Regions from separate parts of the Homo sapiens genome. Here region 2 is linked to region 1. Evidence: read pairs that join two places in POLR2A ChIA-PET (ENCODE). Cell type or tissue: GM12878. All regions are shown on one strand. Links, peaks and the distances in the headings refer to the core of each region. The heading gives the core; the rest is flanking DNA.

Region 1 (7,080 bases), core at 1,143-6,142:
TTGTGAAGAAGGTGCTTGCTTCCCCTTCTCCTTCCACCATGATTGTAAGTTTCCTGAGGCCTCCCCAGCCACACTGAACTGTGAGTCAATTAAGCCTCTTTTCTTTATAAATTACCCAGTCTCAGGCAGTTCTTTATAGCGTGTGAAAACGGACTAATACTGTTATCCATGGCGTTAGGTCATTTCTGTCAGGATGGGAGCCATTTCTGATTCACTACATGGGGTAGAGCTGTTTGCACTTGCTAAGTGTGTAATAAATATGTGTTGACTGAGCCCGTCTCCCTTGGTCAGAGGGAGTACTCTTGCCCCAAGTCTTCTTTCCCTTCCTCAGCTACAATTTGAGGCCAGGGAGTGAGGCAGGCAGTGTATTGTAAGACCTTCCATTAATTCACTCAAAGCATTTACCAAGCACCAGGCTAGGGGCTCCGATGAGAACCCTGTGAATTTCCTAGGGCTGCAGTAACAAATTACCACAAACGGCATGGCTTAAAGCAACAGACATTTCTTCTCTCGCAGCTCTGAAGGCTGGAAGCCCAGAATCAAGGTGACGGCAGAGTCATGCTCCCTCTGAGGTTCGAGAAAAGAATCTGTCCCATACCTCTCTCCCAGCTTCTGATGGCTTCTGGCAGTCCCTGGCATGCCTAGGCTTGTAGAGCCTCACTCCAATCTGTCTCTGTCTTCACATGACATTCTCCCGTGTGCTGCTAAGTCCACATTTCCCTCTTAAAAGGATGCCAGTTGCGTTGGAGTGAGGGTCCACTCTAATCCAGTGTGAACTCATCTTAACCCTGATCATATCTGCAAAGACACTATTTCCAAATTAAAGTCACATTCCCAGGTTCTAGATGGACATGCATTTTGCAGGGATAGCAGTCAACAGCATGGGAAACAATGCTTGCTCTCAAGGAGCCCATTGTCTCATGGAAGGAGGAGCAGACCTGTTAACATAGAGGAGCGATGTGGTGATTCCCGGAGGCACGCTGGAGCAGAGAGAGAGCATGTGTGCTGGGAAGACCCCTGAACCAATCTCTGAGGGGACAGGAGCTGGTCAGAAGAAGGGTGTGAGTAAAGGTGGGAGAAATGGCCTGGGGCATGCAGAGAACTCCCAGCAGCTGGTGAGGCTAGAGCCCAAAGAAGGGATCAGGGAGTGATGAAGACAAGGCTGGGAGGTGAGCAGGGGGCAGTTGTGGAACACCTTGGACACCACGGGCCTTTATCTTACAGGCAGCCAATCAGAAGCCAATGAAATACTTTACGTAGGAAAATGATAAGGCTAAATGTATCTTGAAAGCTGACTCTGGCATCCATGTGGGATGGGTTAAGGGGTGAAACTGGAGGCCAGCGAACTAGTTGGATGCTGTTGCTAGTGCAGGCTAGAGATGTGAGGCTGTCAGCGGCTGATGGGGGTCTTGGCCAGTTCGTGCCCACTGTTATTCCAGAGATAAACACTGTGGACTTGCATCACAAACACCATTCTGCAGGTAGAACTTGACCTTCATAAAAGGAAGACAGAAAAAGACATCAGAAATTGTTTTTTAAGAACAAATGTTGGATTTTCAAGGGATCTGAAGTCAAGGTTGAATTTTCCAATGAGCTAGCTGGACTCTTCTTGGCATTTAGACATCCCAGGGTTTGCTTTCCATTGATTTTCCAGTGGGAACCTCCTTCTCATGCGTGATCTTCCTCCTACACTCTCGGCCCCTTGTCAGGTGCAGTTTCTGGTGAGGTCTTAAATTTTTCAATGGTGCCCAGCTAGCTGGTGTAGAAGCCCTTAGGTCTGGGCAGCCTGGGGATGCCCTTTCCTGTAAGACTGTGTCAGGCACGCTCTTTCCTGGGCTAAGATCTTCATGGGCCAATGCCAATGTGAGTGGCAAGGGAGTCCACGCACTGTAGGGCTCTCCCTCCCAGCCCATCTGTGCCCTTGCATGGCTGTTCCGAGTCACAGGCCCCCTCCATTTAGGACATTGTAATGCGGCCTTCTTTCTTTACTCTAGACAAAGGAGATACTGCATAGGCAGTTGTAAGTGTGAGTCTGGGGTGTCAGTATCACTGTGGGTGGAGTTGGTTGGCAGTTGAAAGGCCTCAGGCCCAAGCTGTGGGACCACCCACTGTCTGATGGAAGTGAGTGATGAAAGAAGCATGACAAAATGCAACCCCAGAGAGGTGGGATTGGGGGTGGATGGGGGAGTGGACACTCCCAGCGGCATCCCAGACAGCTGTTTTCATTGATGCGTTCTATAGGGAAAAATTGTGAAAGACTTTGAAATGGACCAAAAAGATGATTGGGTGTCTTGTCTAGCATACTCTTCTGGGTTTTTTTCAGGCTTCATGGTCTTTGAGCTATTTTACAGCCCTGGAAGTTACAGAAAACTGGTAATAACACAACGAGGAAAAGGCATGTGAGGCCATAGCAAGAGGACACACAAGCCAGGAAGTGAGCCCCCATCAGACACCTGAACCTTGATCTTGGACTTCCAGTGTCCAGAACTGTGAGAAATAGATTTCCCTTGTTGAAGCCACCAGCCTATGGTGTTTTCTTATGGCAGTTGGAGCAGACCATGAGAGCTATATTTCAGGTTCTTTGAGATTTTCTTTTAACCAATTGTAATATCTTACTGGTTCCCCCATGAATTAATGGACTAAATACAATTTTTGACATAGGTTATTGGTATCAGAGTCACGATTTTGTCCTTAAGAAAAAGTTATTCTTTGACCATTCAATCATTCAGCAGAATGTTTGTTGATGCCGTCCCTGGCCCTGGCACTGTGCTGATGGCTGGAAATACAAAGATGAGTTCAACATAGTCCTTGTCCTCAAAGAGCTCCTTGTGTGGTGCAGAGGCGGGCAGGAGGCACACCAGTGAGCATCAGAGTGTCGGTGCTGAGGCTGCAGTTGGAGGAGGTCGCTTTTGGCAGGGATTCGGGGCAGGGCTGGGAAAAGCATGAGTTTTGGAGTCAGACAGGCCTAGCTCTAAGTCCTCAATTCACCACTTCAAAGCTTTGTGGCTTCAGATACATTCATTTTCTTATCTGTGAAGTAAGGATAGTATTTTCATCTTAAGGGTTTATGAGAAGTAAATGAGGTATTGTGTGCAAAGAGCTTAGCCCAGTGCCTGGCATATACTAAATGCTCAACAAATGCTAGTCTCAGCCTTCTGGGCTATGATTTCAGAGGTGCAAGGAAGGCCCCTGATTCCTTCCTCTGCCTGCTAGGAGACACCTGAAATTCCTTTAGGAGAGGAAAAACCTTTCATTACACAGCTAGCAAAGCACTCCCAGTATAAACAGCTTGGGACAGGAAGTGTGGTGACTCAACACACGTTAATATGTAATTTGCTGATGCCAGGGCTTCCGCTTAGAGAAAGTTTTCATAAGCATAACCCCTTGCCTGTGAGTGCCTCTGAAAGCACTTTCACATCTCTGACCTCATGTAATCCCCCCAGCGCCTATCTGGGGAGGGCAGGTCCTGGAGGATCATCCTTACTCATTTTACCAAGGAGGGGACTTGGGCTTTGAGCCATGAAATAAATAGTCCATTCCAGGTTACTCAGCCATGATCCAGGAGCCAGGCCTCAGACCTCAGTCTCCAGACTCAAACAATGCACCCTTACCTCCAGTGGAGTGAAGAGGGGAGAGGAGTCACTCTAGAAGAGAACTTGGGGAACCTGAGCTTAAAGAAGCTGAGTCAACCCTGGGTGGAGGAAGCAGAGCCTCCCAGGATGGTGGGTTAAGGATCTGCTCTCTATAAGCTGTGGAATTCTTACCATGTTGGGCCTTGATTTCTTCTTTTCTAAAATGGTGGTAGTAATGCTTGTCTCACAGGGCTGCTGTACGGATAAAGAGGATAACACAAGCAGTGTCTAGCACAATGCTAGATGGAAGGCTTCAAGCCACACAAGAGCAGGGACAAATCTGACTTGCTCCCCATTGCATCCCAGCAATCGGTAAAGCACCAGGCACGTGGTAGGTGCTCCAGGAGTATTCAACAAAGGAATGGATCAGTGAGTGGCATGGGCTCAGTGCACGGCCACTGTTGTAGTCATTGTGTAGGAACAGGATCGCTGGTGGAACTCACCGAGCCTGGGGACGTGGAAGAGAGGCTGGGGGAGCCGGGTCTGCAGACACATTTCAGTGGCTGTGGGGAGGGCAGGCTCAAGGAAGAATTCAGTTTCTTTGGATATGAGGGCTTTGGGACACCTTCTGCTCTGAATGGAGGAGCCAGGAGCTGGGATACTCCATGTCCAGGCCAGGGGACAGGGTGACTTCAGGTAGAAGTTGTAGGCATGCAGGTAAGCCCCAGAGAGCATAAGGAGAGAGAAACCCAGGCCCATGCTAAACCAGCAGGGGCAGCCCATGTGGGTGGTGCAAGGACCAGACAAGCAGCCTCCAGGGGGTGGGCAGAGAGCTTCTCTGTGGCCCCTGTGCTGGGGTAGGGGGCATGGGTGGCCCAGAAGGACAGGATGCCACTGTATTTCCTGAGAACTGCTGCCCCAGCCCTTAGCTGTTCCTTCCACTAGAAGCCATTTTCACTCCTACTCTGACCCTCCTGAGACCATGGCTCACGGTCAGGCCCTGATCTTCTCGTGGATTTCTATCGATTTGGATGTTTTTGACAGAGCGTGTCTTTAGGAGAGGCTGGTGGGACCTTCTGCTCCTGAGCCGCGATCTCTGCCTCCACCTGAATCTTCACCTCTGCTCTGTACCTCCCCTCTTCACTCACAGCCACTGGCTCAACTCTCCCACTTAAAACAAAACAAACAAAACCCTCTCTCCCTTGGCCCCAGCTGTCTCTTCAGATCACGTCTTATCTTTTCTCCCCCAACTCGTATCTTGGGAGGATTAGCGTTCCTTGCTGTCTGATGTTCTCTCTCATTCACTTTTTTTTTTTTTTTTAAGCAAGTGGTCTTCCAGGTGTTTTTCCTCTGAGTGGCATCACCAGTGGTCTACAAAGTCACCAAGTCCCCTCTCCAATCCACCCCCTTACCACTTCTAAATCCAACTGCTGTTCTCAGGACGTTTCTGCCTCCCATGGCATTTGGCCATGTGGGCCGCTGCCTGCTTGGAAGTCCAGCCTCAGGTCCCAGGCGGAACCCCGCCGGTGCCTGTGGCTTTGGCCTTGGCTGGCTTCTTGCTTTCCTTCGCTGGTCGCCCGCCCCCTTTGCTGTGGGTGCTTCTCGAGTGGATCCCAGTCCTCACCTCCTCCCTCCACGCGTTCTCCCTGCGTGAGCTCATCCTCCCTGTGGCTTTAATTACCATCTGTAGGCTGCTGGCCGCTCCAGTGTGGGCTTGTCTCAGGAGAAACAGCCCAGCAGCTTAAGAGCATCTCCATCCCCACATGTGTGAACTTGAGCACGTTCTGAACACCCCTCCCGCCTTCCCGCATGGCCACTGTCTCAGTAAGCATCTCTCCAGTTGCTGGTCAGAAACCTGGACAGGACTCCTGATTCCTCCTTCTCTGTCAGCCCCCACACTCAGTCCTTCTGTTTGATTTGACCCAATCGCCCCTTAGGTTTTCCTCCTAATTTGCTTTCCAGTCCACCCGCTGATCTCCTGCCCGCCTCAGTGATGGCTTCCTCCCAGGCTCCCTGCCTCAGTTGCCCCGGCTCACTCCCATGGGCTCAGCAGGTCTTGGGCTCTGCCTCATGCCTTGGGCTTCTCTGTCTGTCTGTTCCCTCCCTCCAAGCTTTCCTCAAGCCTCACCTCTTTGAAAGCTCGTGTCACAGTTAAGAGGGATAGTCTGGAGCCCACAGACCTATTTCAAATCTAGATGTCAGCACTTAGCAGCTTTGTGATCTCAGCCTCAGCAAACTTCTTACCTGCTCTATGCCTCAGTCTCCTCTTATGTAAATGGCGATCCCTGCTTCTCATCGATTGCTGTGAGTCAAGTGTGTGTCTCTAGCTGCTTTTGTATTCTAGAGAAAGGCGTTCATTGCTGCCAGGGAGACAGGGATCTTTGTTCCGGAAAATGACCCATTGATTGTGTCAGATAAAGCTCTCTACCCACCAGAGTGAAACTGGGAAGGCCAAAGAATGGGGCTGAACTTCTCCAAAGACAAAAGCCATTTCAGCAGGAAGCAATGAGAACCCGGAAATGGCAGAGGGGGGTCAGCCACGGGATTGGAGTGCAGAGGCTGAAGACAGAACCCAGAAGATGTGACTGGTTCAGGAGGAACTGGCAAGAGCAAGAGGTCTGATTTTTAAATTTCGAGTCACTTGTTAGGCTTCAAGAAGGTCCCTCCTATTCCCCAACTTCTAGGAAAATTATCTTACAAGTTCTGCCATAGGTTAGTAACATTTTGGGAGAAAATTCAGGACGAGACAGATCCCATCTGCCACTTCTTCCAGGAAGCCTTCCTGGACTCCCCCTGTCTCCCAAGTCTGGTTTTGGTATCTCCTCTTCTGTAGGTCAACAAGAAGAAAAAAACAAACAAAAACAAAAAACAACCCAAAAAATTGCATAAACTCAAGAGTCAGAACAGGATTGAGAGAGAAGAGGAAATCAGAATGAGAGGAAATCATGAAAATGCCAGGTCCTGGCAATTCTTAGGCATCTTGGAGACTGTACGGCATGGAACTGTTTTTATCTGAATACTGAAAGTGACCCCAAAGCTTTAAAGGGACATCAAGAGATCATCTGTGTTACTGAGAATTAAATTAGATGATGTACATAGAGTTCTTAGCCCCAGCCCCAACACACAGGAAACTCAGAAATTTGGGAGTTACTTTTTTTTTTTTTTTTAACAAACATTATAATGTCCTATTTTATAGATAGCAAGGATATAACAATCTCATCAGAGGTGAGGTGGGCAGAGATCTACAGGAACAGAGGGAGCTTATCTCCTCTTAACTTCCCTGGGCACCCAGGCCCCCTAATGGGGACACAGCTGCTGGTGACACTGGCCAAACAAGGACAATCTGACCATATCTGGAAATGTCCACTTTTGTTTTTATTGTCAGCTACTATTATCATTTTTAATAGGACAGGGTCTCACTATGTTGCCCAGGCTGGTCTCGAACTCCTGGACTTAAGCAATCCTCCCGCCTCGGCCTCCCAAAGTGCTGGGACTGAGCCGCAGTCTG
Region 2 (7,080 bases), core at 924-5,923, 110 kb before region 1:
AGTGTTTGTGTCCCTGATTACTTGAGATTAGGGATTGGTGATGACTCTTAACGAGCATGCTGCCTTCAAGCATTTGTTTAACAAAGCACATCTTGCACCGCCCTTAATCCATTTAACCCTGAGTGGACACAGCACATGTTTCAGAGAGCACAGGGTTGGGGGTAAGGTCACAGATCAACAGGATCCCAAGGCAGAGGAATTTTTCTTAGTGCAGAACAAAATGAAAAGTCTCCCATGTCTACTTCTTTCCACACAGACACGGCAACCATCCGATTTCTCAATCTTTTCCCCACCTTTCCCGCCTTTCTATTCCACAAAGCCGCCATTGTCATCCTGGCCCGTTCTCAATGAGCTGTTGGGTACACCTCCCAGACGGGGTGGTGGCCGGGCAGAGGGGCTCCTCACTTCCCAGTAGGGGCGGACGGGCAGAGGCGCCCCTCACCTCCCGGCACGGGGCGGCTGCCCGGACAGGGGGGCTGACCCCCCCCACCTCCCTCCCGGACAGGGCGGCTGGCCGGGCGGGGGGCTGACCCCCCCACCTCCCTCCCGGACGGGGCGGCTGGCCGGGCAGAGGGGCTCCTCACTTCCCAGTAGGGGCGGCCGGGCAGAGGCGCCCCTCACCTCCCCGACGGGGCGGCTGGCCGGGCGGAGGGCTGACCCCCCCACCTCCCTCCCGGACGGGGCGGCTGGCCAGGCGGGGGGCTGATCCCCCTACCTCCCGGACGGGGCGGCTGGCCGGGTGGGGGGGCTGACCCCCCATCTCCCTCCCGGATGGGGTGGCTGGCCGGGCTGAGGGGCTCCTCACTTCCCAGTAGGGGCGGCCGGGCAGAGGCGCCCCTCACCTCCCGGACGGGGCGGCTGGCCGGGCGGGGGGCTGACCCCACCCCACCTCCCTCCCGGACGGGGTGGCTGCCGGGCAGAGACGCTCCTCACTTCCCAGATGGGGTGGCTGCCGGGCGGAGAGGCTCCTCACCTCTCAGACGGGGCAGCTGCCGGGCGGAGGGGCTCCTCACTTCTCAGACGGGGCGGCCGGGCAGAGACGCTCCTCACCTCCCAGACGGGGTCTCGGCCGGGCAGAGGCGCTCCTCACATCCCAGATGGGGCGGTGGGGCAGAGGCGCTCCCCACATCTCAGACGATGGGCGGCCGGGCAGAGACGCTCCTCACTTCCTAGATGTGATGGCGGCTGGGAAGAGGCGCTCCTCACTTCCTAGATGGGATGGCGGCCGGGCGGAGACGCTCCTCACTTTCCAGACTGGGCAGCCAGGCAGAGGGGCTCCTCACATCCCAGACGATGGGCGGCCAGGCAGAGACACTCCTCACTTCCCAGACGGGGTGGTGGCCAGGCAGAGGCTGCAATCTCGGCACTTTGGGAGGCCAAGGCAGGCGGCTGGGAGGTGTAGGTTGTAGTGAGCCGAGATCACGCCACTGCACTCCAGCCTGGGCACCATTGAGCACTGAGTGAACCAGACTCCGTCTGCAATCCCGGCACCTCGGGAGGCCGAGGTTGGCGGATCACTCGCGGTTAGGGGCTGGAGACCGGCCCGGCCAACACAGCAAAACCCCGTCTCCACCCAAACCAGTCAGGCGTGGCGGCGCGTGCCTGCAATCGCAGGCATTCGGCAGACTGAGGCAGGAGAATCAGGCAGGGAGGTTGCAGTGAGCCGAGATGGCAGCAGTACAGTCCAGCTTCGGCTCCGCATGAGAGGGAGACCGTGGGTAGAGGGAGAAGGAGAGGGAGGGGGAGGGGGAGGGGGAGACTTGAGGATTTACCAATGAAAGAGACATGGTCCCAGGTCTCAGAGAGCTCAGAGGTGTGTGTGTGTGTGTGTGTGTGTGTGTGTGTGTGTGTGTGGAGTGTGGAGGGATGGTGGAGACTCACACAGAGGTTTATGCCTCTGTTCACACTGCCATGATCGAGGCATGAGGCTGGGCATGATGGCTCATGCCTGTAATTCTGGCATTTTCAGAGGCTAATGATGGAGGATTGCTCGAGTTCAAGACCAGCCTGGGCAACATAGTGAGACCCTGTCTCTACACACACAAAAAGCCAGATGTGGTGTCGTGTGCCTCTAGCCCCAGGTACTCGGGAGGCTGAGGTGGTAGGAATGCTTGAGCCCAGGAGTTTGAGGCTGCAGTGAGCTATGATCGCACCATGGCACTCCAGCCTGGGTGATAGAGCGAGACCCCATATCTCCAAAAGGGGTGGGGGTGGGGGGGAAGAGGAATGAGCAAAATGCCTGGGCTTGAGGGAATTCAGGCAAGGGGCCACCCAGGGTGAGTCTTCAGAATGAGTCATTCTCATCAAGGGTGGGGCACACTTCTGCAGCAGTCAGTGCTATGGTCTGAATGTTTCCCCTCAAGATTCTTACGTTGAAATCTTGGCCCCCAAAGTGATGGTATTTGGAAATGATGGTATTTGAAGGGTGATTAGGTCATGAGGGTGGAGCCCTTGTGATTGGCATTAGTGCCTTTTGAAAGAGTCCTCAGAGAGCTCTGCCCCTGCTAAAATGTGAGGACACAGCTAGAAGGTGCTGTCTGTGGACATGAAAGAGGGCTCTCACCAGAGACTGAATCTGCTGTGCCCCAGTCTTGGCCTTCCCAGCGTCCAGGACTGTGAGAAATAAATTTTTGTTGTTTATAAGCCACCCAGTCTATGGTATTTTGTTATAGAAGCCCAAAAGAAATGAGACATCTAGGGTTCATAGCTTTAGGCAATAGAAGCCGATTCAGACCAGCTAAGCAGAAAAGGAATTTATTAGAAGAATATGGGGTGTCTCATGTAATCAATAGTGTTAGGGAGGGCTGGAGAACCAGACTTAAGACTACGCTTCCAGGCACGATGCCCACGACATACAGAACTAGATGGATGGGGAAACCACAGCTGCTGCTGCCTCACCAGCTTCAGCTGCCACTGTCACTCCCCACTGACTGCACTTCCAGGCCAGGAACTTAATCTTGCTACCGTTTCTAACCCCCAAAGCTGGACACATTCTTACCACCCTTGTCAGCATGATGGGTTCTGGGTATGGTCTCCTTCCCCAAACTCCTCCCTTCTAGAGAGGAGTCTCTGGGGAGTGAAGCCAATGGGTGGAGTCAGAGACATCTGCTGTGCTCCAGCTGCAATGGAGGCTGGGTAACCCAGTTTCTGCTTTCTGCTTTCAGAAGGTGTGACTCATAAGACTGGAAACTCCTGAACGTAGCAAGGATGCTGGCAGCCAAGCCAATGACTACAAACATGATAAAGTCCATTACAAGGATGGAAAGTCCACAGAACAGAAAATGTGTCTATTTTTTCACCAGTGACCCTCCAGCACTCAGCTATGCCTGGAACAAGGTAGACAGTCAGAATAACATGTCGAATGAATGAATGAATAAATGGCAGAGAGGGTGGTGATGATCAGGGGGCTTGGACAAGCAGTCCTTTTACTTACAGATATCCCAGGAAAGATTTGAGGCCTCTGGACAGCTCTTTGAGCTTAATTTGGACCAGTCTTGCCACCCAGTCTGTGATCTGGGCCATTGGTCTGATTCTCTACTCTTTGACGAATGGGCAAAGGCCTGGCTCTTGGAATTGGGTGAAAAGAAATTGACCCAGCTCAAGTGGGGAAGGTTGAAGCACACATGGCTGATGATTAAAACATATATTGATTTCAGCAATCTCTACACACTTTCTCCACTGTTACTACGGTGGATGTTGTTTAGCCCAGTGTCCAGTCTGAATTTCCTCCTTCCTGACAGACCCTATTGTTGTTCTGGCACCCCTCCTCAGGGTGTGTGTCTCAGGGAAGGAGTTGGTCTTATCCCAGCTCCTGAACCACCTGCTTGGTCTAAAGTAATCCTCTCTCCTTACCAACGATTGGTCAAGAGTGGGCCAATAAGATGCAAGCAGGTATTTTTGGGGGTGGGATGGAGGAAGACATCTTTACGCTTTTGAAAGAGTTTTTGAAGGTTGCTCTAATCTAGTTTTCTCGGAATGTTGTTGTGGGTGAGTCTAAGGCCCTTAACTGCCCCAGCCATCTCTGATCTAGTCATAGATAGCGTACATACACACACACACACACATGCACACACACACATGCACACACACACACACACGTCACAGGGAAACAGGGCCAGGCTTCCAGACAACACCAGCCCTGAATTCTGCCCTACCTGCAGGTTTCCAGAGCTCCATAAGATCGGAGCCACTTTGAGTTTTGGATATTCGGTGTTTTGTCTCTGAGTACCCCCCGACAGCTACCCGGACCACTGCTTGCTCGTGTGTGTGATGGCCCCAACCCCAAGGCAAGACTGGCATCTGGCTGATGCTGAGGGGCTAATAAAGGATGGCCCCCTGCCCGTTCTCAAATGCCCTCCTATGGGTGCATGTGAGTCTGAGATGCATCAGGGACGGGCTTTCCTTTCAAGGCAGCCCTGTGTCTAAAGGACCCTGTTTAGGATAGAAATGCTCCAAGAATAGGTGACCCACAGCCAGTTAGCATCGCAGAGCATGAAGGAGTTGGTCAGGGAGGTGTGAAGCCAGCTGCCAGCCACCCTAGGGACTTGGATGGAAAGAGACCTTGGGCAGAGGGAAGAGAGGCAGAGCTTCCCTTCTGCCCAAGGTCTCTGTTGAGCAGACTCTGCTGAGCACGTGGCATGTCCTGTGACCCCCAATTAGGAAAGCAGTTGCGGGAACATATCTGCCTCCACATCACCGCCCCACAGGGGCATGGACTGCTTCCACATTATTTAAAGAGAAAGGAGGGCATGTTCTTCAGGTCTCCAAAGGGCTCCCTATTTCCCTGGGAGGGGAGTCGGGCGGAACATAAATAAGACAATTTATTCAGAGAAACCATCTCCCCTATTTACATTTAAATTGAATAATTTAAAACACCTTTACCCATTTCCATAAATTATCCCCTGTCGGACGGGCAGCACAACTGTGCAGAGGGGGTTCCGTCCTGGGGAAAGGCCTAATTACATTCCCTGCACAAGGCTGGGTGGGAGAGGGAGCGTGGGGAGGTGGGCAGGGGCGGGCAGGCCTGGGAGGAGGGAGCTCCATGAGGGGCAGATGTTTGCCTTATAATTGGCAGGAAGAAGGGGGTGAGGTGATAAGAAAGTGAGGTGCCTTTAAGAGCTTTAAAATCCAGGGGTAAAGGGCCTCAAATCTTCCGCTTCACAGGAGCAAAGTCACTAGGACCGATCTCCTGCCTCCCAGCCAAGGGCATCACTCACACTTTAATCCTGGATCCTGGATCATCTCTCCTAGTTTTACAACTTTTGCAGCCTCTACCTCCTGTACCAAGGGAGGAGGAGGAAGGGGAAGAAAGAGCAGGGTTTCCTCGGTGATGGGTTAGTGACGGTGTTTCCCAGGCACCTATTGTTTGCCAGGCTCTGAGCTGAGTGCTGGGGACACAGGGGTAACCAGCCCCAGCCCCACCCTCCAGGGCTCCCTGGGGATGGGGGAGGAAAGTGACTTTCATACAAGCTGCATACTCAGAGCAGAAGCAAGAGAGACAGAGAGACCCATAGGAGGTCAGAGGAGTGAGAAGAGCTGTCCCCTGGGGGTATCTGGGCTTCGTGGAGGAGGTGGCTCTTGAGGTGCCCCTTGGGGGATGGGTAGCCTTGGGCAGGTGCTAAGGTAGGTAGAGGGCATCACCAAGCAAGGTACAGAAGCTAGGAGGTCTCGGAGCCAAGATGCCCACAGCAGACTGGAGAGGCTGGGGAGAGGAGCCTGTGGGAGAGGGGCCTGAGGCTGGGCTTTATCTTTCAGGAGGAAATGGAGAGGGTGCAGGAGGCAGAGCTGTTGCCGGGCTTGGTAGCCTTGCCATGGCACTATTTTCTTTAACAGCACAGAGAGAGCTTGCGTGGGTGGAGCCTGGGCATTTGGATTCTCTGTTATCAGCTTCTTTTAGGCTGCTTAAGAAGGAGAGCTCTCCTATTGCCAGAATGCCTCCGTTTCCCCACCAAGGGCCCAGTGCAGCTGCAGGCTCTTCCCAGGTCCTGCTGATGCAGAGGGGGTCTGGCTCCTGCCAACTGCCTGCTAGCTCTTCCAGGCCCTGGTGTCTCTGTGCCTCCAGGATCTCCTGGGCTGTCACTCTTGAGTCGCCCAGACACGAGAACTACAGACCTTCCCCACCCTCGCCCAGGATCTCCTCTTGGCCTTTCCCAGAGATGGGGTTCTTGCCAGCTTCTCTCGTCTCTGGACTCAGATCAGAGCCCCAGATGACTCCACTCCTCCCCGACTGAGGGGGAAATGGCTGGTGAACCGTGTGGTGATTTGGCTTAGAGAAGAGAACAGCCAAGGGTGGCTTGGAAGGAAGGCTGGTGACAGGCTTTTAAATGCTTAAGACAATCCTACAGGGCAGGCATCATTAGCTCTGCCTAAGAGATGAGGAAACTGAGGCTCCAAGCTGGGGAAAGCAGGACTTGCCCTCCGTTCTCTCTGCCTTTAAAGCCCCTGCTGCTGCTGGCAGGCTGAGCTGTGTCACTCGCGAGGATGCTGACAGCAGGGGCTGGTGAGCAGGGCCGCGCTGGGGGCCCTGTGAGCAGATGGGGCATAAACCTCTTTGGGAAAACAGATTAAAGTGGCCATGGTGGTGCTTAAAAGCTACGTGGTCCCCTTGCATGTTCATGGAATCTTATCAATGTGTTCCTCTGCCAACTTCAGGGGCCCTCCTGGGGGAGGAGGGGTGGATCCAGAAGTGAAAAATGCCTGTGGGACAAGGCACACCTGGCCCCGTCTCCTGCCTTTTCAGAGCCAAGGCTCCTAAAATAAGCTCCTCTATGCTAAGAAAGAGGGGTCTCCAGCAGTGGCCTCGGAGCTGCTTTTTAGCCTCTCCCAGCACCTGTCTCCTCCCATCAAGTCAGTGGCTTGTCCTCTCCTACAGATTCAGACCCGAATCTAGCATTGACTAGCCGTGTGACTCTGGGAAAGTCACTGTCCCGCTCTGAACCTGAGTCTTGCCTCAGAAGGTGGTCATGAGAGTTGGATGAGACTGTATAGTGAGCCACATGGCATGGAGTGGCATACCATGCAGCTGCTCCCTAAATGCCAGCTTCTGCTCTGATAGGCCTGCCGCCTGTTAAGGAGCTCCTT

The links. Peaks named below come from ENCODE experiments on the same cell type or tissue, not always from the same donor. Only the 100,000 strongest peaks of a DNase experiment are listed, where the experiment ranks them.
Region 2: POLR2A ChIA-PET joins it to region 1 with 5 read pairs; 3 of 35 experiments call an interaction of 5 or more read pairs at or near these places.

The regions. Positions count from the first base shown.
Region 1 is chr11:119,612,379-119,619,458 of GRCh38, forward strand. No RefSeq gene overlaps it. Among named protein-coding and RNA genes, the nearest start is that of NECTIN1-AS1, 94 kb to the right of the region's middle. RefSeq lists enhancers at 1,752-2,275, 3,751-4,340, 5,521-6,108. In GM12878, for the core only: no CTCF peak of the experiment used is centred there; a DNase peak (open chromatin) is centred at 3,333; H3K27me3 peaks cover 154 bases.
Region 2 is chr11:119,507,145-119,514,224 of GRCh38, forward strand. No RefSeq gene overlaps it. Among named protein-coding and RNA genes, the nearest start is that of THY1, 88 kb to the left of the region's middle. RefSeq lists silencers at 3,271-3,360, 4,024-4,213. In GM12878, for the core only: no CTCF peak of the experiment used is centred there; DNase peaks (open chromatin) are centred at 3,137 and 5,427.